2 separate regions of the Homo sapiens genome follow, and region 1 is linked to region 2. The links are chromatin loops, found by intact Hi-C in ENCODE. Cell type or tissue: right lobe of liver. All regions are shown on one strand. Each heading gives the region's core, and the rest is flanking DNA. Links, peaks and the distances in the headings are about the cores only. Region 1 overlaps ZSCAN21 (zinc finger and SCAN domain containing 21). Region 2 has its middle 14 kb from the start of AZGP1.

Evidence for each region. Hi-C counts contacts between places; a loop is a spot of excess contacts. Peaks named below come from ENCODE experiments on the same cell type or tissue, not always from the same donor. Only the 100,000 strongest peaks of a DNase experiment are listed, where the experiment ranks them.
Region 1: it touches region 2 in a loop (3-fold over the local background); 71 of 110 quality-filtered maps call a loop at or near these places.

The regions. Positions count from the first base shown.
Region 1 is chr7:100,051,687-100,062,983 of GRCh38, forward strand. ZSCAN21 (zinc finger and SCAN domain containing 21) reads left to right here. Exons shown (of 4, transcript NM_145914.3): 2 at 5,225-5,719; 3 at 6,012-6,204. The coding sequence starts at 5,321. Among named protein-coding and RNA genes, the nearest start is that of ZSCAN21, 7.6 kb to the left of the region's middle. RefSeq lists an enhancer at 7,674-7,793. In right lobe of liver, for the core only: no CTCF peak of the experiment used is centred there; no DNase peak of the experiment used is centred there.
Region 2 is chr7:99,984,868-99,996,164 of GRCh38, forward strand. It overlaps the pseudogene LOC100128334. Among named protein-coding and RNA genes, the nearest start is that of AZGP1, 14 kb to the left of the region's middle. RefSeq lists an enhancer at 9,209-9,710. In right lobe of liver, for the core only: CTCF peaks have their summits at 6,196 (motif pointing left) and 9,482 (motif pointing right); DNase peaks (open chromatin) are centred at 6,194, 6,647 and 9,474; H3K4me3 peaks cover 785 bases; H3K27ac peaks cover 941 bases.

The sequences.
Region 1 (11,297 bases), core at 1,993-9,992, 67 kb after region 2:
TTTTTTATGCCTCATCTTGTTACAGAATGGACTTGGGGCGCTTTCATAAGGGCATATAAGCTGTGGGAGATTGGCATAAAGGAGGAGGGAAAATGGACACAGAACAAGGGCCTTCTGTTTATGATAGACCATGAACTTTTGCTTGATGGACTTCTTGAGATAAACAGTCTAGATAGCTTTTAAAAAGTCACTGTGATTGTAGACAATGTGAGTTAGTAATGAAGCATTTGATTTCTAGCCGCATGCTTCTTTATTTTTTTAAGAGACAGGGTTTTCCTTTGTCACCCAGGCTGGAGCACAGTGGTACAGCCACAACTCTGCAGCCCGGAACTCCTGAGCTCAAGTTATGCCTCAGCCTGGGCAACAAAGCAAGACTTCGTTTCTACAAAAATAAGTAAATCAATAAATAAATTTTTTTTAATTAGCTAGATGTGGTGATGCACACCTGTAGTCCTGGCTACTTTGGAGGCTGAGGTGAGAGGATCGCTTGAGGCCAGGAGTTCAACGCTGCAGTGAGCTGTCATGGCACCACTACACGCCAGCCTGGGCAACAAAGCGAGACCCTGCCTCTGTAATTGAAAAACAATAAAATAAAGACCCAGTGAAGTGGTTCACGCCTGTAACCCCAGAACTTTGAGAGACCAAGGCAAGAAGATGGCTTGAGACTAGGAGTTCAAGACTTCCGTGAGCTGTGATTGTGCCACTGCACTCCAGTCTAGGCAACAGGCTAAGACACTGTCTCTAAAAAATAAAAAAATTAAATTAAAAAAAAAAAGTGAAAGAGGATTCGGGATGACCCCAGGTTTTTCGGTCCAAGTAAAAAGAACAATGAGAGTTGCCATTAGCTGAGATGAGCAGCTTTTGAGGGAGAGATGGGAATTCCATTTTGGACATGTTAAGGTTGAGATGTCTTACTGGACATCCAGGTGGTAATGGCAAGTGGGTAGTTGGTCGTATGAGTCTGGAGGTCAGCAGGGAGGTCTAAGTTGGAGATACAGTTTGGGCAGTTGTGAGTATATAGATGGTAATTAAAACCATGCAACTTGTGAAATCACCAAGGAGAGTGAGTGCAGGAAGGAGGAAGGGCACCCGGCCCTCTACTCGTTTGTAGTCTTTATGCATTGTACATTTGAGTTGTGTGCACCGCAAAACTGATGTACCACCGGGCGTGGTGGCTCACGCCTGTAATCCCAGCACTCTGCGAGGCCGAGGTGGGCAGATCACTTGAGGTCAGGAGTTCAAGACCAGCCTGGCCAACATGGTGAAACCCCATCTCTACTAAAAATATAAAAATTAGCCGGGCATGGCACGCACCTGTAATCCCACCTACTCAGGAGGCTGAGGCATGAGAATAACTTGAACTCGGGAGGCGAAGGTTGCAGTGAGCCAAGATCATGGCACTGCACTCCAGCCTGGGCAACGGAGTGAGACTCCATCTCAAAAAAAAAAAAAAAAAGAACTGATGTGCCTAGAATAAATCACTTAGCTAATGAGCTTACCCAGCCAACTGCCCAGCAGCAACATCCAAGGAAACTTTTTTTTCTGTAATTTGCAGAGGCAATCATGTGATCCAGTGGCATCTGTGAATTTGGATTCACCAAGTTCTCAGAGTGTATCGCACATGAATGTTATGTTACTACATGACGCTCCCTGTGTGATGCCAGCAGGTGCTGCATGACTCCCTGGTGAATTGCCTTGTTTCCCAGGCCAGATCACAGAAGCTGAGCAGCCCAAACAATGGTTTCTTTCCTGGTCTTAGGGTGCCCTCCTCTGGATAGAGTATTAAATTTTGTAACAGTTACGTAAAGTTAATCTGCCACTGAGGAGGGCTCTTACATACATACATACATACATACATAATTTTTTTTTTTTTTTTTTTTTTGCAACAGAGTCTTACTCTGTTACCCAGGCTGGAGTGTAGTGACAGGATCTTGGCTCACTACAACCTCCACCTCCCAGGTTCAAGTGATTCCCTGCCTCAGCCTCCCAAGTAGCTGGGATTACAGGTGCCTGCCACCACTCCCAGCTAATTTTTGTATTTTTAGTGGAGACTGTAACTTGTAATTTTATGGCAACTATATTTTTTTAGGTTTAACATGTGGCCCTAAAGAACCAGAAACCGAAAGGAACCAGTATTCCTGCCCCACAGAGTCCCATCTTTAGTGAGGCTATTTCTGGAGTTTATATGATGACCAAGATACTAGGTATGGCCCCAGTTCACCATGTTGGCCAGGCTGGTCTCAACTCCTGGCCTCAAGTGATCCGCCTGCCTTGGCCTCCAGAAGTGCTGGGATTACGGCCGTTAGCCACCACGCCCGGCCAGTCGTTTTAAATATTCTAAAGAATGCTCTCCAGCACAGCTACCTCATTATTTCTTGTTTATTTTAGTCTTTGGTGCTCAGGCCTTTGTTTTAGTAGGTGAGATGACGTTGCATCTCCCCTGACTCAATTTTTAAGTAGTCCTCAACTTGGGCACTCCTGTGGTATGTACTGAGTACATACAGACTTATTTGGCCAAAGAATCCTTTATTCAAATTATTGGTTATAGTGTGTTTTGTTTTTTGTTTTTTGTTTTTTTTTTGCAACGGAGTCTCACTCTGTTGCCCAGGCTGGAGTGCAGTGGCACAATCTCGGCTCACTGCAACCTCTGCCTCCCACGTTCAAGCTATTCTCATGTCTCAGCCTCCCATGTAGTTGGGATCACAGGTGCCTGTCACCACGCCCGGCTAATTTTTGTATTTTTAGTAGAGACGGGGTTTTGCCATGTTGGTCAGGTTGGTCTCGAACTCCTGACCTCAGGTGATCCACCTGCCTCGGTCTCCCAAAGTGCTGGGATTACAGGCGTGAGTCACCGCACCCCGCCTTAGTTATAGTGCTTTTGAACAAATTTTGGGAAATAATTCTGTATGCATTTTTTTCCGTGCCTTACAGTTTCCCTTTTCATGCTTTGGTTTGCTTCCTGATGTCTTAATTCCACTGCTAAACACTCCACCAACATTTCTTTTGGTGGAGCGTGGTGGTGCGTGCCTGTAGTCCCAGCTACTCAGGAGGCTGAGGCAGGAGAATCGCTTGAACCCGGGAGGCGGAGGTTGCAGTGAGCCGAGATCACGCCACTGTACTCTAGCCGGGGCAGCAGAGTGAGACGCTGTCTCAAAAAAAAAAAAAAAAAAAAAGACTAATCAAAGCCTTAATTTCATAACTATGAACCGTGTTTACAGAATGTTAGCACTAAAGTCCATTTTGTTTGTCAGAAAACTACTTATGATCTCTCTTTTTTTTTTTTTTTTGAGACTGAGTCTTGATCTGTCACCCAGGCTGGAGTGCAGTGGTGCAATCTTGGCTCACTGCATCCTTCCCCTCCCAGGTTAAAGCGATTCTCCTGCCTCAGCCTCCTGACTAGCTGGGATTACAGGTGTGCAACACCACACCCGCCTAATTTTTGTATTTTTAGTAGAGACAGGGTTTCACCATGTTGGCCAGGCTGGTCTCGAACTCCTGACCTCAAGTGATCCGCCCGCCTTGGCCTCTCAAAGTGCTGGGATTACAGATGTGAGCCACTGCACCTGGCACTTCAGTTTGTTTTGTTTTTATTTTTTGAGACAGAGTTTTGCTCTGTCACCCAGGCTGGAGTGCAGTGGCGCGATCTCGGCTCATTGCAACCTCTGCCTCCCATGTTCAGGGGATTCTTGTGTGCCTCAGCCTCCCAAATAGCTGAGATTACAGGTGCACACCACCATGCCCAGCTAATTTTTGTATTTTTAGTAGAGACAGGATTTCACCATGTTGGCCAGGCTGGTCTCAAGTCCAGGCCTGCCTCGGACTCCCAGAGTGCTGGGATTACAGGCATGAGCCACTGCGCCCGACCTCAGTTATTTTTAATGTACTAGTTAATTACACCCTTCGAGCATGACTCAGGTCATACTGACAGGCCCAGTCATTTGACTAGTGAATTTTCCTTTTTTTTTTTTTTTTGAGACAGAGTCTCGCTCTGTCACCCAGGCTGGAGTGCAGTGGCGCGATCTCTGTTCACTGCAAGCTCCACGTCCCTGGTTCAGGCCATTCTCCTGCCTCAGCCTCCCGAATAGCTGGACTACAGGCGCCTGCAACCACGCCCGGCTAACTTTTTTTTGTATTTTTAGTAGAAACAGGGTTTCACCATGTTAGCCAGGATGGTCTCGATCTCCTGACCTCGTGATCCGCCCGCCTTGGCCTCCCAAAGTGCTGGGATTACAGGCGTGAGCCACCGCGCCCGGCCCTCCTCTTTTTTTTTTTTAGACGGAGTCTCGCTCTGTCGCCCAGGCTGGAGTGCAGTGGCACAATCTCAGCTCACTGCAAGCTCCGTCTCCCGGGTTCACACCATTCTCCTGCTCAGCCTCCCAAGTAGCTGGGACTACAGGCACCCGCCACCACGCCTGGCTAATTTTTTGTATTTTTAGTAGAGATGAGGTTTCACCGTGTTAGCCAGGATGGTCTCGATCTCCTGACCTCGTGATCCGCCCACCTCAGCACCTCCCAAAGTGCTGGGATTACAGGCGTGAGCCACCATGCCTGGCCTTGACTAGTGAATTTTCATTGCTCAAGCTAAATGTCTTAGGTTTAAACAGATGGCATCTAGCCAGTAGATAGCTTGATAAAATCTCAGAAACTATAATATCTATAGTGGTGAGATTCTGAACTAGTTTTGGAGCAAAGTTAACTTTAAAATTATGCCACATTGCACTTTTTAGGAAAGTGGAGACCACTGAAATCAAAGTAGGATATCCTGAGCTGATTGCAGAAAGATTTTTTTTTTTTTAGAGATGGAATCTCGCTCTGTTGCGCAGGCTGGAATGCAGTGGCGCAGGCTTGGCTCATTGTATCCTCTGCCTCCTGGGTTCAAGCAATTCTCCTGCCTCAGCCTCCCAGGTAGCTGGGATTACAGGCATCCATCACCACGCCTGGCTAATTTTGTATTTTTAGTAGAGACAGGGTTTCACCATGTTGGCCAGGCTGGTCTCAAACTCCTGACCTCATGTGATCCACCCGTCTCAGCCTCCCAAAGTGCTGGAATTATAGGCATGAGCCACTGTACCCAGCTCATTCCAGAAAGATTTTGAGCAGTTGTTTTTGTATGGTAGTTTTATGGTGGACATAATTTCCACAATTTCTTGTGTTAAAGGTATGGCTGTAAAGACCCAAAAACACTTTTCAGTTTGATTATTTTTTGGTAACTATATTTTCTTAGGTTTAACTTGTGGCCCTAAAGAACTGGAAACCCAAAGGAACGAATATTCCTGCCCCACAGAGTCCCATCTTTGGTGAGGCTGTTTCTGGAGTTTACATGATGACCAAGGTACTAGGCATGGCCCCAGTTCTGGGCCCTAGGCCTCCACAGGAGCAGGTGGGGCCTCTGATGGTAAAAGTCGAGGAGAAAGAAGAGAAAGGCAAGTACCTTCCTAGCCTGGAGATGTTCCGCCAGCGCTTCAGGCAGTTTGGGTACCATGATACCCCTGGACCCCGAGAGGCCCTGAGCCAACTCCGGGTGCTCTGCTGTGAGTGGCTGAGGCCCGAGATCCACACCAAGGAGCAGATCCTGGAGCTACTGGTGCTGGAGCAGTTCCTGACCATCCTGCCCCAGGAGCTCCAGGCCTGGGTGCAGGAGCATTGCCCGGAGAGCGCTGAAGAGGCTGTCACTCTCCTCGAAGATCTGGAGCGGGAACTGGATGAGCCAGGACACCAGGTAGGCAGGAGAGACCTTTGTTATTCTAGGAGATTGGGAGCGTAACATTCTAGGCAGGAACAAGGGTTTGTCCATACATTAAGATTTGCTGAATGGAAATTTCTGCTGAATTAGACCTTGTTTCCTCCTATTTTTCTCTATCATCCTAAACTAACTTTTAGCCTTGGGAATGGAATGGGATGGGTGTTTTCCTTTTCTCTTTCCTAGAGGTTCTATGTAGCTCTACTGGGATTTTCATTCTTGGTCTTAAAGTGAGCCATGCACAAACCTAGCCATTCCTGATTGTCTCTAGGTCTCAACTCCTCCAAACGAACAGAAACCGGTGTGGGAGAAGATATCCTCCTCAGGAACTGCAAAGGAATCCCCGAGCAGCATGCAGCCACAGCCCTTGGAGACCAGTCACAAATACGAGTCTTGGGGGCCCCTGTACATCCAAGAGTCTGGTGAGGAGCAGGAGTTCGCTCAAGATCCAAGAAAGGTCCGAGGTGAGGACCACCCATTAGACTCCTATTCAGTGCCCCAGGCCCCTGTGGTTGGAGAAGCAGAATAATTAGTAATTCTTGGTTGTGAGGTGATTTCATAGATTGACTTGATTAGTTGGGCTGACTGGGTGGAAATAGTCCCCTTTCCTCCCCCAAGTAAGGCTGTCTTAACCTGGGCCCTAGCATGGGAATGGATCACTCTTAAAGGATCAGTTTCTCTTTGAAGTCTGAGTATTACAAATAATTTTTTTTAAAGGGTCAATTGAAATGAGTTTAAAAAAGAAACTGTTAACAGAGGTGTAGAGACTTCAAATGAACCAATAAGGAATAGTGTTGCACCAGACAACAGTGAAAAGCTGTTACTCCCTGTGAGCCTAAAGGGACAGAGGGGGACCCTCTTACCAGAATCAGGTAAGAGCTATAGTCATGGAGGAGGGGGTCACTTGATAGAAGTTGTGGCTGTAGGCCCTGCTGTGGGATGAGGAGAAAACGGAATAAATACCCCAACTGCACCCTCCTCCTGCCCTTAAATCTCCTGCTTTTGTTCCCCAATGACAAACTCAGTTGGCAGCCAGAGGGCAGGAAAGACAAGACAGTGCAGCCCTTAGGGTCAGCTTCCTGGGGCACAGGGCGGGTCAGAGAATGGATCTGAGAAGGGCAAATGGGAAATAATTGGCAACCTCCTTTCTGAAGCTATGGAAAGAGGTGGGGCATTTTTCACAAGTCAAAGCTGTATTAGGTGACTACTCCTGAGCTCAAATCTCCATATATTATGGTTTATAGAATAATCTCAGGCCATAAATGGTCATCCCCTGTGGGGGTGTTTTTGTGTGTTTTTCTGAGACAGGGATTCCATCCGTCATCCAGGCTGGAGGGCAGTGGCGTGATCATAGCTCACTGCAGCCTCAATCTCTGGGGCTCAAATGATCCTCCCACCTCAGCCTCCCAAGTAGCTGGGACCACCATGTCTGGCTAACTTTATTTTTTTGTACAGACAGGGTCTCACTATGTTGCCCAAGCTGGCCCTATGTTATTTTGTTATTTTATGGGTTCTACTCTTAAGTACCTTCATTTACCAGAAGGATTAGAACTAAATCTTTGAAACAGAGTTAATGTTTAATTATATGTTTGCAAAAATATGGCATATTATTCCAAATCCTAATAGTTTCAAACCAGGACTTTGCTTACGTGTTGGTGGTGTAGACCACTATTTATGTGTGTGGTGTGATTTCATGACAAGAGTCCATGGCCCTCAGAAATCTCCCTCCATGCTTGCTGTGTCTGAAACGTGAAACTCCATCATGGAAACAGAGTTTCGAGCCGGTTAAAAATCACATTTTCTAGGAAAAGTAAAAAATTAAACTGTTAGCTAAATTCTTCATGGTTTATGGTGAACACAGTAGACCTCTCCAGGCAATTGGGGTTTCCCCAGAGTTGCCACAGTAATTAGAGATAAAAATAGCCGGAGACCTATCTGGTCAGTTTTATTTTCCATATCTCTTGGTGTAGCCCCTTGGCAGTATTACACAAAGAGGAGGGTGGAGTGGAAGGATTATCAGAGCCAGGAACAGGCTTGGGTTTTAGTACCCAGATGGGACAGAAGACAAAGCTGCTGGGCCCTCCTAAGGAAAGGGAAGTTGGCTGTGAAAGCTTTGCATAAAGTCTTTTTTTTTTTTTTTTTTTTGAGACGGAGTCTCCCTCTGTTGCTAGGCTGGAGTGCATTTATGCAATCTCGGCTCAGTGCAACCTCTGCCTCCCAGGTTCAAGAGATTCTCCTGCCTCAGCCTCCCGAGTAGCTGGAACTACAGGTGCACACCACCACGCCCAGCTCTTTTTAAAAAAACAGAGTTTCGGTCTTGTTGCCCAGGCTGGAGTGCAGTGGCGCTATATCGGCTCACCGCAACCTCCGCATTCCAGTTTCAAGTGATTCTCCTGCCTCAGCCTCCCGAGTAGCTGGGATTATAGGCTTCTGCTACCATGCTCGGCTAATTTTTGTATTTTTGGTAGAGACAGGGTTTCACCATGTTGGCCAGACTGGTCTCGAACTCCTGACCTCATGATCCGCCCTCCTCGGCCTCCCAAAGTGCTGGGATTACAGGCGTGAGCCACCACGCCCAGCCAAGAAACTGTTAATAAAAACACAAACAGGCACCTTTGACAGAAACAAAATAGAATTTCTAAAAGTGAAAACTGTAGTCATTGAAATGAAGAATGCAATGGCTGTTTTAAATAATGAAGGACATGATTAGCAAACAGAGGTAGATGGAAGGAAGTCATCTGAAATGCTACTTAGAAAGATCAAGGTGGCAGGCATTGGACATCAGTGTGGGATCAGATGAGAAGGTCCAGTGTATGTTTAATAGCTGTTCCAGAGGAGGCGGAAAGAGTTGGAGAGGGCAGACATGATGGCTCACACCGGTCATCCCAGCACTTTGGGAGGCCGAGGAGGGCGGATCATGAGGTCAGGAGATGGAGACCATCCTGGTCAACATGGTGAAACCCCATCTCTACTAAAAATACAAAAATTAGTTGGGCGTGGTGGCATGCACCTGTAGTCCCAGCTACTCAGGAGGCTGAGGCAGGAGAATCGCTTGAAGCCAGGAGGCGGAGATTGCAGTGAGCCAAGATCGCGCCATTGCACTCCAGCCTGGCAACAGAGTGAGATTCCATCTCAAAAAATAAAAAAAAAACCAGACTGGCTGGGCATGGTGGCTCACGCCTGTAATCCCAACACTTCGGGAGGCTGAGGCAGGCGGATCACCTGAGGTCAGGAGTTTGAGACCAGCCTGGCCAACATAGTGAAACTCCATCTCAACCGGGCATGGTGGCACGTGTTGTCCCTGGGACCTGTAGTCCCAGCTACTCGGGAGGCTGAGGCAGGGGAATCGCTTGAACTTGGGAGGCAGAGGTTGCAGTAAGTCAAGATCGCGCCACTGCACTCCAGCCTGGCGCAACAGAGTAGGACTCCGTCAAAAAAAAAAAAAAAAAAAACATTTCTACTAAAAATACAAAAATTAGTCGAGTGTATTGGTACACGCCTGTAGTCCCAGCTCCCAGCTACTTGGGAGGCTGAGGCAGGAGAATCACCTGAACCCAGGAGGTGGAGGTTGTGGTGCAGCAGTGACCTGAGATTGCACCACTGCACTCCAGCCTGGGCGACAGAGTGAGACCGGGTCTCAAAAGTAACCAAGACATAAAAGACGGATTACCCCCCTCAAAGGAATGCTGATTAGACTGATGACAAACTACCCAACAGTAACAGTGCAGCCTGGAAGACAATGAAATAAATAGTCCTGGTAAATTCTTTTTCAATTTTTGCCTCATTCAGCTATTTTTTAAAATGTTAACTTTTGGCTGGGCATGGTGGCTCACACCTGTAATCCCAGCACTTTGGGAGGCCAAGGCAGGTGGATCATTTGAGGCCAGGAGTTTGAGGCTAGCCTGAGCAACATGGTAAAACCCCATTTGTACAAAAAATACGAAAATTAGCCAGGTGTGGTGGCTAGTGCCTGGGGTCCCAGCTATTCGGGAGGCTGAGGCAGGAGGATCATTTGAGCCTGGGAGGTGGAGGTTGCAGTGAGCTAAGATTATGCCACTGTACTCCCACCTGGGCAACAGAGCCAGACTCTATCTCAAAACAAAACAAAGTTTATGAGGTTACTTCTGTCCCACACATGTAGTCCATGGCTGTCCAGTGACTCGAAGAGAAGTCTGTGTGTAGGCAAGCGATTGCTAATTATGGAGAGTGTGAAGGACTTCAGCTGCTGAAGCTCTGACCCCCAGCAGATGGTGAGGAGAGGGTGAGCCTGGAAGCAGCTGATAGTCACTGTCAGCAAAGGAAGGAGATAGACAGCTGGGCAGAGAGAGAGAAGCTGTCAGGGCGGTTCCTAGGGAAGGGGAAACGGGTGAAGAAGGTAGCTTGCTGACAGGCTTCTGTACCCTCAGAGGACTAACAGTTCTCCAAGGGGTCCCATTTTTCAGAGCGAATTTCTCTTACTCCCCTTTTCCCTGATGTGGATGGCCAGGTGGACTTTGAAGAGGTGTGACTGCCTGGTGAGGCGTTCTAAAAAGATAAACTGGTTCCATCTGATTTTAATAGTGAGCGTCACTTTATAACTGAATTACAAGATGTAGCCAGTGTAAGTAAATGATGAGCGTGAAGCCCTCTTGGAGATCACGTGCTTTCATTCTGATTGATACGGATCTGGGGCGGGAATGATTGTAAATGGTCAGAATGCCCTCTGATTGCTTTTATGTTCAACTGCTGTGGGAACATGGGTTTTTGTGAGTTTGCCACTCAGCCTCATCCTTAATTGTCCTTGTCATTTTCCTTAACCCTGGCCCTGCAGCAGTCATTCTCCCTTGTTTTTAATCTGCGTGAGGCTCAACTGTTCTTTTTTTTTTTTTTTTTTTTTTTAAAGGGCCGGGTGTGGTGGTTCATGCCTGTAATCCCAGCACTTCGGGAGGCTGAGGCGGGCAGATCACCTGAGGTCAGGAGTTCTAGACCAGCCTATGGTCTAGAACATGGAGAAACCCTGTCTCTACTAAAAATACAAAATAAGCCGGGCATGGTGGCACATGCCTGTAATCTCAGCTACTCGGGAGGCTGAGGCAGGAGAATCGCTTGAACCTGGGAGGCAGAGGTTGCGGTGAGCTGAGATTGAACCATTGCACTCCAGCCTGGACAACAGGAGCAAAACTCCATCTCAAAAAAAAAAAAAACATCTGGGCACGGTGGCTCACGCCTGTAATCCCAGCACGTGGATCACCTGATGTCAGGAGTTTGAGACCAGCCTAGCCAACATGGTGAAACCCCATCTCTATTAAAAATACAAAAATTAGCTGGGCGTGGTGCCAGGTGCTTCTAGTCCCAGCTCTTCGGGAGGCTGAGTCAGGAGAATCACTTGAACCCAGGAGCGGAGACTGCGGTGAGCCAAGATGATACCACTGCACTCCAGCCTGGGCAACAGAATGAGACTCCGTCTCAAAATAAATAAATAAAATAAATATTTTTTTAAAGATAGGGTCTCACTCTGTTGCCCAGGCCAGCACAATCATGGCTCACTGCAGTCTTGACCCATTGCAGCCTTGACCTT
Region 2 (11,297 bases), core at 2,007-10,006:
AGAATGAAGAGGCTGTGTCCTCTGCCCTATGAGGTCCATTTCTGAGAGTTGTTGCTAATGGGCAAGAAGGTTGGGACTTTAGAGATTTGGGATAAAGATATCAAACACCAGAAAGGAAGAAAGAAGTGATCAGGCCAGGCGCAGTGGCTCGCATCTGTAATCCCAGCACTTTGGGACACCAAGGCAGTCAGATCACCTGAGGTCAGGAGTTCAAGACCAGCCTGGCCAACATGGCGAAACCCCATCTATACTAAATATACAAAAATTAGCCTCGTGTGGTGTTGCGCACCTGGAATTCCAGCTACTCAGCAGACTGAGGCAGGAGAATTGCTTGAACCCGGGAGATGGAGGTTGCAGTGAGCCAAGATCATGACACTGCACTCCAGCCTGGGCAGCAGAGTAAGACTCTGTCTCAAAAAAAAGAAACAAAGAAATAGTCAGACAGATTAGGTTGATTTAGGTGATGATATGAACTCCACCTAGAACTGAGAGAAAAGGAGAGCCTTCCTTTCCTCATATGGAATCACAAATAATTTCTATCAAATTCGGAAATGTACTTTGGTGTGGTTGTGACAGGTTCCTAAATACTCCCCGTAAGTTCAAACAAATAAAAAGAGATGCTACAGAAGAGACAGAAATCTGCCCACGGCCTGTAGCTCTCTTAACTTCCCTGGCTGGGAGGAATGCATATTTCATCTCAAATTGGCCCGAAATGCCAATCCATATAGCCTTTGCCACTCTGTGTCAACTGTACGTCCAGATAAAATCATATGCCATGATTACGGAACTGCATGCTTAGATTGCAAAAGCCTTTCCTCCTATTGAGTTGTGAAGAGTGCAGGACTAAGAGTTATTCAGTTGGCACTAGGCTGACTGGCTTCCTGTGGGGTCAGGGGAGGTTTCAGGGTCTCATGCCTTGCAGGAAAGGTTTGGTTGTGAGATCCAGAATAACAGAAGCACTGGAGCATTCTGGAAGAATGCCTATGATGGAAAGGACTACATTGAATTCAACAAAGAAATCCCAGCCTGAGTCCCCTTGGTCCCGGAAGCCCAGAACACCAAGCAGAAGTAGGAGGCAGAACCAGTCTACGTGCAGCGGGCCAAGGCTTACCTGGAGGAGGAGTGCCCTGCAACTCTGCGGAAATACCTGAAATACAGCGAAAATATCCTGGACCGGCAAGGTACTCACTGCTTCCTGCTATCCAGTGCTAAGCTGGGAAAAACCAAGGTGATCTCAGGCTGGGAGCTCAGAGAGCATCTTAGGCCAATCTCCTCTATCCATGTAAGTCACGTAGAACCCCAGTTTTCAACTTCCAGGATTCATTCCTTTCCTAGGAGGACATCAAAATTTCAGGCAGAATGGGCCAGGAAAGCCACTGATTCACTGGTAGGCTTCCCTAAATATCACCCATTGAGAGATGAGGAGCTGGAGGTGACAGAGGTGAGGGTAACACTGTGTGTAAGAGGCAGAGCTGCAGCCAGGCATGCTGGCTCACGCCTGTAATCCCAACACTTTGGGAGTGAGTCCAAGGTGGGTGGATCACTTGAGGTTAGGAGTTCGAGACCAGCCTGGCCAACATGATGAAACCTCGTCTCTACCAAAAATACAGAAATTAGCCTGGCGTGGTGGCAGGCGCCTGTAATCCCAGCTACTCGGGAGGCTGAGGCATGAAAATTGCTTGAACCCAGGAGGACTAGATTGCAATGAGCCAAGATCGCGCCACTGCACTTTAGCCTGGGCAATAGTGTGAGACTCAGTCTCAAAAAAAAAAAAAAGAAAAAAAAAAAGGAAGAGCTAGGACTTGAATTCCAGATTTCAGATTCCAAATGCCATCGTTGTTTCTCTCTACAATGATGCCTCCCATCTGGGTGGTGGAGAGAAGGGAGGTGTGTAAAATGTCAGCCCCAGAAAGACAACAGCGAGCCAGTGTGAATGGAATCGATGGCTGCAAGCTGAGACTTGGATTGCAGACATAGTGAGACTCAGGATTGTGCAGTGCTGCAGGGAAGCGGTTGCTGGATAGAGGCATGGGCTGAACCAAGCAGCTGGACTGAGATTGGGGGACAGAACTCCAAAGCCCACTCAGATGTGGGAAAACATGGGAAAGTGCACAGAGCATTCACAACTTATCAGAGTCAATACATGGGTGGGGTGGAGAATGGGCGAGAGGGGAGCCAGGACATTCCATGATCCAACAGAGAAGGATCAGGGAAAGCCTCAGCCTTCCCTGATCTTCTGGAAAGTGTCCCAGGGCAGGGGGCAGTGGGGCGGGCAGATACAGAGCTTAGAGCTCTGCTGATTGCTGACATCCAGGGGTAGGGGTGAGAAGAGACCTGGGCCGGGAGAAGTCGACCTCAAACCTGCAGTGTCACACTCTATCCCTCCACAGATCCTCCCTCTGTGGTGGTCACCAGCCACCAGGCCCCAGGAGAAAAGAAGAAACTGAAGTGCCTGGCCTACGACTTCTACCCAGGGAAAATTGATGTGCACTGGACTCGGGCCGGCGAGGTGCAGGAGCCTGAGTTACGGGGAGATGTTCTTCACGGTGGAAACGGCACTTACCTGACCTGGTTGTTGGTGCATGTGCCCCCGCAGGACACAGCCCCCTACTCCTGCCACGTGCAGCACAGCAGCCTGGCCCAGCCCCTCGTGGTGCCCGGGGAGGCCAGGTAGGAAGCAAGGGCTGGAGGCAATGTGGGATCTCAGCCCCAGTAGCTGCCCTTCCTGCCTGATGTGGGAGCTGAACCACCGAAATCACGGTCAATGGATCCTCAAGGCCCAAGGAGCAGTGTGGGGGGACAGACAGGAGGTGGATTTGGAGACCGAAGACTGGGATGCCTGTCCTGAGCTGACTCGGACCCAAAAACCATCTCACCTTGAACCACCCCCCGCCATTGTCTAATCTGTGGAAACTAATAAATAATCATCTCTCTTTGTCAAGCACGACAGAGAACAGTATTAACTGTAAAATGCTATAGAAATGTGATGTGATTTTCTCATTGGTCCTGCTCCCAAGCACTGAATTCATCTGAAACTCTTGGTTTCCCTTGGAGGCCATGGTTCCTGGGCACCCTGACTTGGGCAATCCCAAGCATGGCCCGGACCCGCTGTCCCTTAGGGATTGTTCAGGTGTCCCCTGCTGACATCCACAGGCGTGGCCATGGCCACTCTGGCTGTGAGGTGCTAGAACCCTGCAAGCTCTTTCACACAGCCAAGCCTCTTCTGTGCCTCAGTTTCCCCACACTTCTTGGCTTCCTGGGAGACCCAGCCCTCCACTCCAGCTGCTCCACATCTCCACACCATGTTCGCCTTGGCCCACCAGCCAAAGCTTATTTGAGAGCTCTCAGCTCTCCAGGGTACAGCTCAATGAAGCGGGAATTGGCCCTGAGGTTCTCAGACTCCCTCTGAGTCCCTGAGAGTGAGTTTCCTCAAATGAGTCGCCAACTGCCATGCACAGGTATCAACCCCAAACACACAGCAGAGCTCTCACCTTGACCTTCTCATGAAGCCTCACCTGCCTGTGTCTGTGCTTTTCCTTCCTGTGGGAAAAGAACTTTCCTTTTTTTCTTCCTTTTTCTTTTTTTTTTTTTTTTTTTTTTTTTTGAGATGGAGTCTTGCTCTGTTGCCCAGCCTGGATTGCAGTGTTGCAATCTTGGCTTACTGCAAACTCCGCCTCCCGGGTTCCAACGATTCTCCTGCCTCAGCCTCCCAAGTAGCTGGGATTACAGGCATCAGCCACTACGCCCGGCTAATTTTTCTATTTTTAGTAGAGACAGGGTTTCACCATGTTGGCAAGGCTCGTCTCGAACTCCTGACCTCAGGTGATCTGCCTGCCTCGGCCTCCCAAAATGCTGGCATTACAGGCGTGAGCCACTGTGTCTAGCGACAAGAACTTTCTTTACATCCTATACTCAGCCTCCCACTCTGGATTATTCCAAAATCCATCCTCCAAGCTGGGTTCCATAGAAGAATCATTCCCAGTCTTTGGAATTCTGAGTTAATCATCTTATCTTTCATGAAAGCCTAAATTTGAAGGCTACAATTTTTTGTTTTAACTCTTCGACTCCAATTTGAAAATCAAAGCTGAGAAATTACTTTTTTTTTTAAAGTCTACATGAAATCCACCTTTCTCCCTTCCAGGGCAAAAACATCCTATATGAACAGTAGCCAAGTTCAGGAAAGAAAATGCAAATAGTCGCCAGGCGCGGTGGCTCACGCCTATAATCTCAGCACTTTGGGAGGCCCAGGCGGGCGGATCACGAGGTCAAGGATCAAGACCAGCCTGGCCAACATAGTGAAACCCCGTCTTCACTGAAAACACAAAAAATTAGCCGGGTGTGGTGGTGTGTGCCTATAATTTCAGCTACTTGGGAGGCTGAGGCAGGAGAATAGCTGGGTTTGGTGATGTGTGCCTGTAATCCCAGCTACGGGGGAGGCTGAGGCAGGAGGATCACGTGAACCCAGGAGGCAGGGGTTGCAGTGAGCTGAGATCTCGCCACTGCACTCCAGCCTGGGCGACAGTGCAAGACTCTGTCTCAAAAAAAGAAAATGCAAATAATCAAGAGGAAAAAATATAGCATGTGAAATGTGAATATGAGGACACTTGGAGCAAATAAAAGGTGAAAGTTAAACATTTAAGATCAACGAAGAAACCAAAATCCACATGATCAGACCAGGGCTAAGGAAAATTGGAATAGGAGATGTGACCTCATCTATAACAGGAGACATGGATGATGATAAAGGAGGAGAGAGAAGCCACAGGATTCAAGTCCTGGGCAGGTGTGGGGCAGGAGGAGAGGGACACAGGGCTACTGAGATACTCAGGGAAAACTTCCTGGAGCAATTCGGATTTCAGAGAGATGTGGAGGCCTAAGACAGCTTGCCAAGTCGAGGTCAAAAGATTTCCATGCAGAATGGGATTTTACATTCCCTGTTCTTTTGAGTCTCCAGTGCCTACCAGAGAATCAAATATACAATAGGTCCGGGCACAGTGGCTCATGCCTGTAATCTCAGCTCTTTGGGATGCCAAAGTGGGAGGATTGCTTGAGCCAGGAGTTCCAGATCAGTCTGGGCAACATAGCAAGACCCTGTCTCTACATTTAAAAAAATAAAAAATTATCTGGGCATGGTGGCACACACTTGTAGTCCCAGCTACTTGGGAGGCTGAGGCAGGAAGATCACTTGAGCATGGGAGGTCAAGGCTGCTGTGAGCTATGATTGTACTATTGCACTCCAGCCTGAGCAACAGAGCAAGACCGTGTCTCAAAAATAAATAAATAAATACACATATTAATACAATAGGTAATTAATACATAATTTCTGGATGAATCAATAAATACGTAAGCAAAGGCAATAGAAAGCACTAAATATTTCTGACGACCACGAAGAACCTTTTGGCTGGGACAGTGAATTCTACTGGGAAAGAAGTTTGAAAAAGCAAAGCTCAGAGAAATTGAAGAGGACCTTAACATATGTATACCTTGCTATATCTGATTGATGTCTTTTGCCTGATTCAGTGTGCATCATTCCTCCAGCCTACCTGGGAACTATCCCCAGGAGAGTCCACCAGAGAGAGACAAGATAGTCTAAGGCAGGGGTCCCCAACTCCCGGTACCCGTTCATAGCCAGTTAGGAGCCGAACCACGCAGCAGAAGGTGAGCTGCAGGGTCGAAGCTTCATCTGTATTTACAGCTGCTCCCCCACCCCCCGACCATTGCTCCAATTACCGCCTGAGCTCACCTCCTGTCAGATCGGCAGCAGCATTAGACTCTCACAGAAGCACGAACCCTATTGTGAACTGTGCAAGAAAGGTATGTAGGCTGCCCGCTCCTTATGAGATCTAACGCCTGATGATCTGTCACTGTCTCCCATCAACCCCAGATGGGACCATCTAGTTGCAAGAAAACAAGCTCAGGGCTCCCACTGATTCTACACCGTGGCGAGTTGTAGAATTATTTCATTATATATTACGATGTAATAATAATAGAAATAAAGTGCACAATAAACGGGATGCACTGGAATCATCCCAAAACCATTCCCCTCCCCAGTCCGTGGAAAAACTGTCTTCTACGGAGCCGGTCCCTAGTGCCAAAGAGATTGGGGACCGCCGGCTTAAACAAAGAGGTCTTTTTCTCAAGCAGGTTCCAATCAGCGCTAGGCCGGATTCGCTATGGCTTTTGCCTGCCCCCTAGTGGTCAAGGAAATAGTTGCAGCCAAGTGTTAGGATCCAGTCCTTGAGAATTTGGCTCAAAGCCTGGATGCAAAGGCCATGAGATAACGGTCATCCGGTCTTCCTCGCACAACTCACACAATTCTCGCCGTCTTTTTTTTTTTTAAGAGGGAATTTCACTCTTGTTGCCCAGGCTGGAGTGCAGTGGCGCGATCTCGGCTCACTGCAACTTCCAACTCCTGGGTTCAAGCGATTCTCCTGCTTCAGCCTCCCATGTAGCTGAGATTACAGGCGCCCGCCACCACACCCAGCTAATTTTTTGTATTTTTAGTAGAGACGGGGTTTCATCATGTTGGCCAGGCTGGTCTCCAACTCCTGACCTCAGATGATCCACTCGCCTCGACCTCCCAAAGTGCTGGGATTACAGGCATGAACCACGGCGCCCAGCCAATTCCTGCCTTTTATTATGGAGGAAAACCTCCGCGGGATTACAGCACACCCAGTGGACGTCTGTTACCTCATCGAACTTGGGTCCAACCACCGGGTGCTGCAAACACTGACATGTGGATTCCAGTGAGAGAAACTGAGGCATTTATTGCAGGGTGCCAAGCAAGGAGAATCAGCCAGCTCAAGTGTAAGACCTAAATTCCCCAATGGCTTGTAGGTAAGGGTTTTTAGAGGCAGAGAAGCAGAAGTTACAGGCAAAGTCATAAATCAATACATGGCCCGGCACAGTGGCTCACGCCTGTAATTCCAACACTTTGGGAGGCCAAGGCAGGTGGATCACCTGAGGTCAGGAGTTCAAGACCAGCCTGGCCAACATGGTGAAACCCCATCTCTACTAAAAATACACAAAATTAGCCAGCTGTGGTGGTGCACGCCTATAATCCCAGCTACTCAGAAGGCTGAGGCAGGAAAATCTCTTGAAGCCGGGAGGCAGAGGTTGCAGTGAGCAGAGATCGCGACACTACACTACACCCTAGGCGACAGAGCAAGACTCTGTCTCAAAAAATAAAAAATAAATCACTCATAACCTGGTGCAATGGTTCACACCTGTAATCCCAGCACTTTGGGAGGCCGAGGCAGGAGGATTGCTTGAAGTCAGGAGTTTGAGACCAGACTGGGAAACATAGCAAGACCCCATATCTATAAAAACATTAAAACTTAGCTGGGCGTGGTGTCATGCACCTGTAGTCCCAGCTACTCAGGAAGCCGAGGCAGGACGATTGCTTGAGCCCAACAGTTGGAAGCTGCAGTGAGCTATGATCACACCATTGTACTCCAGCCTGGGCAACAGAGGTCTTTAAAAACAAAAAATCAATAACGTGTAATAATCTTTTTTTAAAACTCCCTAACAGGATGTGTGGCAGGTTCCTGAGGTGGTGGCTGCTGGCGGAGGAGAGCTGGCACTCCACCCCCGTGGGGCGCCTCCTGTTTCCCGTGCTCCTGGGATTCCGCCTTGTGCTGCTGGCTGCCAGTGGGCCTGGAGTCTATGGCGATGAGCAGAGTGAATTCGTGTGTCACACCCAGCAGCCGGGCTGCAAGGCTGCCTGCTTCGATGCCTTCCACCCGCTCTCCCCGCTGCGTTTCTGGGTCTTCCAGGTCATCTTGGTGGCTGTACCTAGCGTCCTCTACATGGGTTTCACTCTGTATCACGTGATCTGGCACTGGGAAGAATCATGAAAGGGGACGGAGGAAGAGGACACCCTGATCCAGGGAGGGGAGAGCAGCAGAGATACCCCAGGGGCTGGAAGCCTCAGGCTGCTCTGAGCTTATGTGGCTCAGCTGGGAGCTCAGCTGGTCCTGGAGGGGACAGCGCCGGGGTTGCAGTACCACCTGTATGGGTTCCAGATGCCCAGCTCCTTTGCATGTGGCCAAGAGCCTTGCCCGTATAGATTAACTTGCACCTTTTCCCACCCCTCGGAGAAGATCATCTTTCTAAAAGCCATGTTTGGGGTCAGTGGGTTCCGTCTCTTGTTCACTCTTTTGGAGATTGTGCTTCTGGGTCTGGGAAGACTGTGTAAGCCCCTGCGGAACTTCCTGGGTGGGGCCTCTTCCTCCAGCCACGCCCTGGCCCTGAGCAGCAAAAGGAACCTCCAGCAGACACTGTGAGCCATCCATCGGCCTGGTCAGCCTTGTTCCATTTCAGAGACCATGTTCCCCACAGCCCCAGTGACTAGGGGTGACATCTCCTGACCTCCCCCACCTGTGGATATGGCCAAGTCGAGGTACCGGTTAACCAAAGATGCTGAAGGAGTGAAGAACCAGCCATCCCCTAATACGCAGGATGGTTATATTGATTATGTCAAACTGAAAACTTTGGAGAAACTCCTCTCTCAGAAAGCGATAACTGGGCCAGACACGGTGGCTCATGCCTGTAATCCCAGCATTTTGGGAGGCCTAGGCAGGTGGATCACTTGAGGTCAGGAGTTCAAGACCAGCCAGGCCAACATGGTGAAACCCGTGTCTACTAAAACTACAAAAATTCTGGGCATGGTGGTGGGCGTCTGTAATCCCAGCTACTTGAGAGGCTGAGGCAGGAGAATTGCTTGAACCTGGGAGGTGGAGGTTGCAAAGAGCCGAGATCATGCCACTGCACTCCAGCCTGGGTGACTCCGTCTCAAAAAAAAAAAAAAAAAAAAAAAGTGCTGGTGTTCCTTAGGACTGTGTTGCGGGCCCTCTCTCTCCCCATTCCACACCCTCACTCTCCCTGGATAACTTTCCCTTTGTCTATAGCTCCAGCCACCACGTCCTTGCGGATGACTTCCCAGTGCAGATCCCCAGTCTGGGCTACCTCTCGAGTTCAGGCTTGAAATCCTGTCGTTCGGCCAGGCACGGTGGCTCACGCTGTAATATCAGCCCTCTGGGGGTCGAGGCGGGCAGATCACCTGAGGTCAAGTGTCTGAGACCAGTCTGGCCAACATGGTGAAACCCCGTCTCTACTAAAAATACAAAAAATTACAGGCATGCATGGTGGTGCGTGCCTATAATCCCAACTACTTGGGAGGCTGAGACAGGAGAATCGCTTGAACCCTGGAGGCAGAGGTTGCAGTGAGCCGAGATCGCACCACTGCACTCCAGCTTGGGCGACAGAGACTCTGGTCAGATGCCTCCTAGGCTCAGGCACCTGCTCTGGGAGCAGTGGGCTCCTCTGCATCCTTGAGCACCTAATCTTTATGTGCAGGATCATAAAACACACCGTGCGGATCAGTGTCAGATTTCCTTCTTAAGCTAATAGAACAGAATGCAGCTTTCAGGATTCAGGAAAGATTTTTCTGCACAGGCAAGTCAGTTGCAGTCGCGTGTTATTGCCACCAGAGGACACAATGATCCTGCTAACATGATGAAAGACTCTCCCAGCGGATTTAATAACAATCTTAGCAATTTTTTATTTATTTTTTTTTTCTTGCTCCGTCGCCAGGCTGGAGTGCAGTGGTGCCATCTCGGCTCACTGTAACCTCCGCCTCCCGCCTCCTGGGTTCAAGCGATTCTCCTGCCTCAGTCTGCCGAGTAGCTGGGATTACAGGCGCGCACCAACATGCCCGGCTAATTTTTGTATTTTTAGTAGAGACGGGGTTTCACCATATAGACCAGGCTGGTGGGTGATCCGCCCATCTTGGCCTCCCAACGTGCTAGGATTACAGGGGTGAGCCACCGCGCCTGGCCTTAATCTACTTTTTATATCTGTGGTTTTGCCTTTCCTGGTCATTCCATCTATGTTGAATACTACAATACGTGGCCTTCTGTGCAAGGGCAATTGGTTCCATGCTTAGTCCCACCAGATGATAGATGTTAACCAATATTTACTGATAAGTTGGGGCCTCTCCGACAAGGAGACCAATGAGGCTGTCTCCTTCAAAAGCATCTCAGCTCTGTCTTGGAGCTTTGAGTTGAGAGTTTTTTTTTCAAGCCAGATTTTACGTCGTTCCCAGACACATTCACAAGCCTTGCTGGACCAAAGAAAAAAAACGAGTTAGCCTGGGCACAGCGGCTCACACCTGTAATACCAACACTTTGGGAGGCCAAGATGGGTGGATGGCTTGATGCCAGGAGTTCGAGACCAGCCTGGTCAACATAGCGAGACCCCCCATCTCTAAAAAATAAAATAAAGTACATATACCAGCAATGATGTATAACCGAAAAATAAATAAATAAACAAGTTAATATTGAAATGTCATGTTTGCCCCCAACCCAAATAAGCACTATAACCTCTTGTTATTCACTTCTCATGCAACCAGTCTTCTGTTCTCTGTGAGTCTTTAGGAAATGAGGAGCATGATCTTCTAGCAGTAAAACACCTGTAGAGAATTGCCTTATGTTTTTTGTTTGTTTATTTGTTTGTGTGCTTTGGTTTGGTTTGCTTTTTTTTTTTTTTTTTTTTTTTTTTTGAGATGGAGTCTCGCCCTGTTGCCCAGGCTGGAGTGTAGTGGCGAAATCTCGGCTCACTGCAACCTCCACCTCCCTGGTTCAAGCAATTCCCCTGTCTCAGCCTCCCGAGTAGCTGAGATTACAGGTGCACACCACCACGCCCGGCTAATTTTTTTGTATTTTTAGTAGAGATGGGGTTTCACCATGTTGGCCAGACTGGTCTCGAACTTCTGACCTCAGGCAATCCGCCTGCCTCAGCCTCCCAAAGCGCTGGGATTACAGGCATGAGCCACTGCGCCCCGCCTCCATGTTAATCACTCTTTCTGATTTCAAATAACTCATTATCCCCATGACCTTATGGATTTGTTTTTCCTCTTCATCCACAAAATTCTCCAGAGAAGTCTCCCTTGTTATCTCTTGGCTGTGCTTTCTATCTCACCAGTTATCTTTCTCCAAAGAGCTTCCTCTGCAAAGAAGCTTTGTATATGAAGACCATGTGGGGGCTGAATCAAGACCAAGTTTCACAACCTAAAAGTAGTTCACAAAGCTTCCTTGCCTCTATTCTCTGCAAATCTGTAAACTCTTCAGCTGACCCAATTTCTCTCTTTAGCCTTCAGAGATTATTTTATTTTATTTTATTTCATTTCATTTCATTTCATTTTGACAGAATCTAGCTCTGTCGCCCAGGCTGGAGTGCAGTGGCACCATCTTTGCTCACTGCAACCTCCCCCTCACAGGTTCAAGCAACTGTCCTGCCTC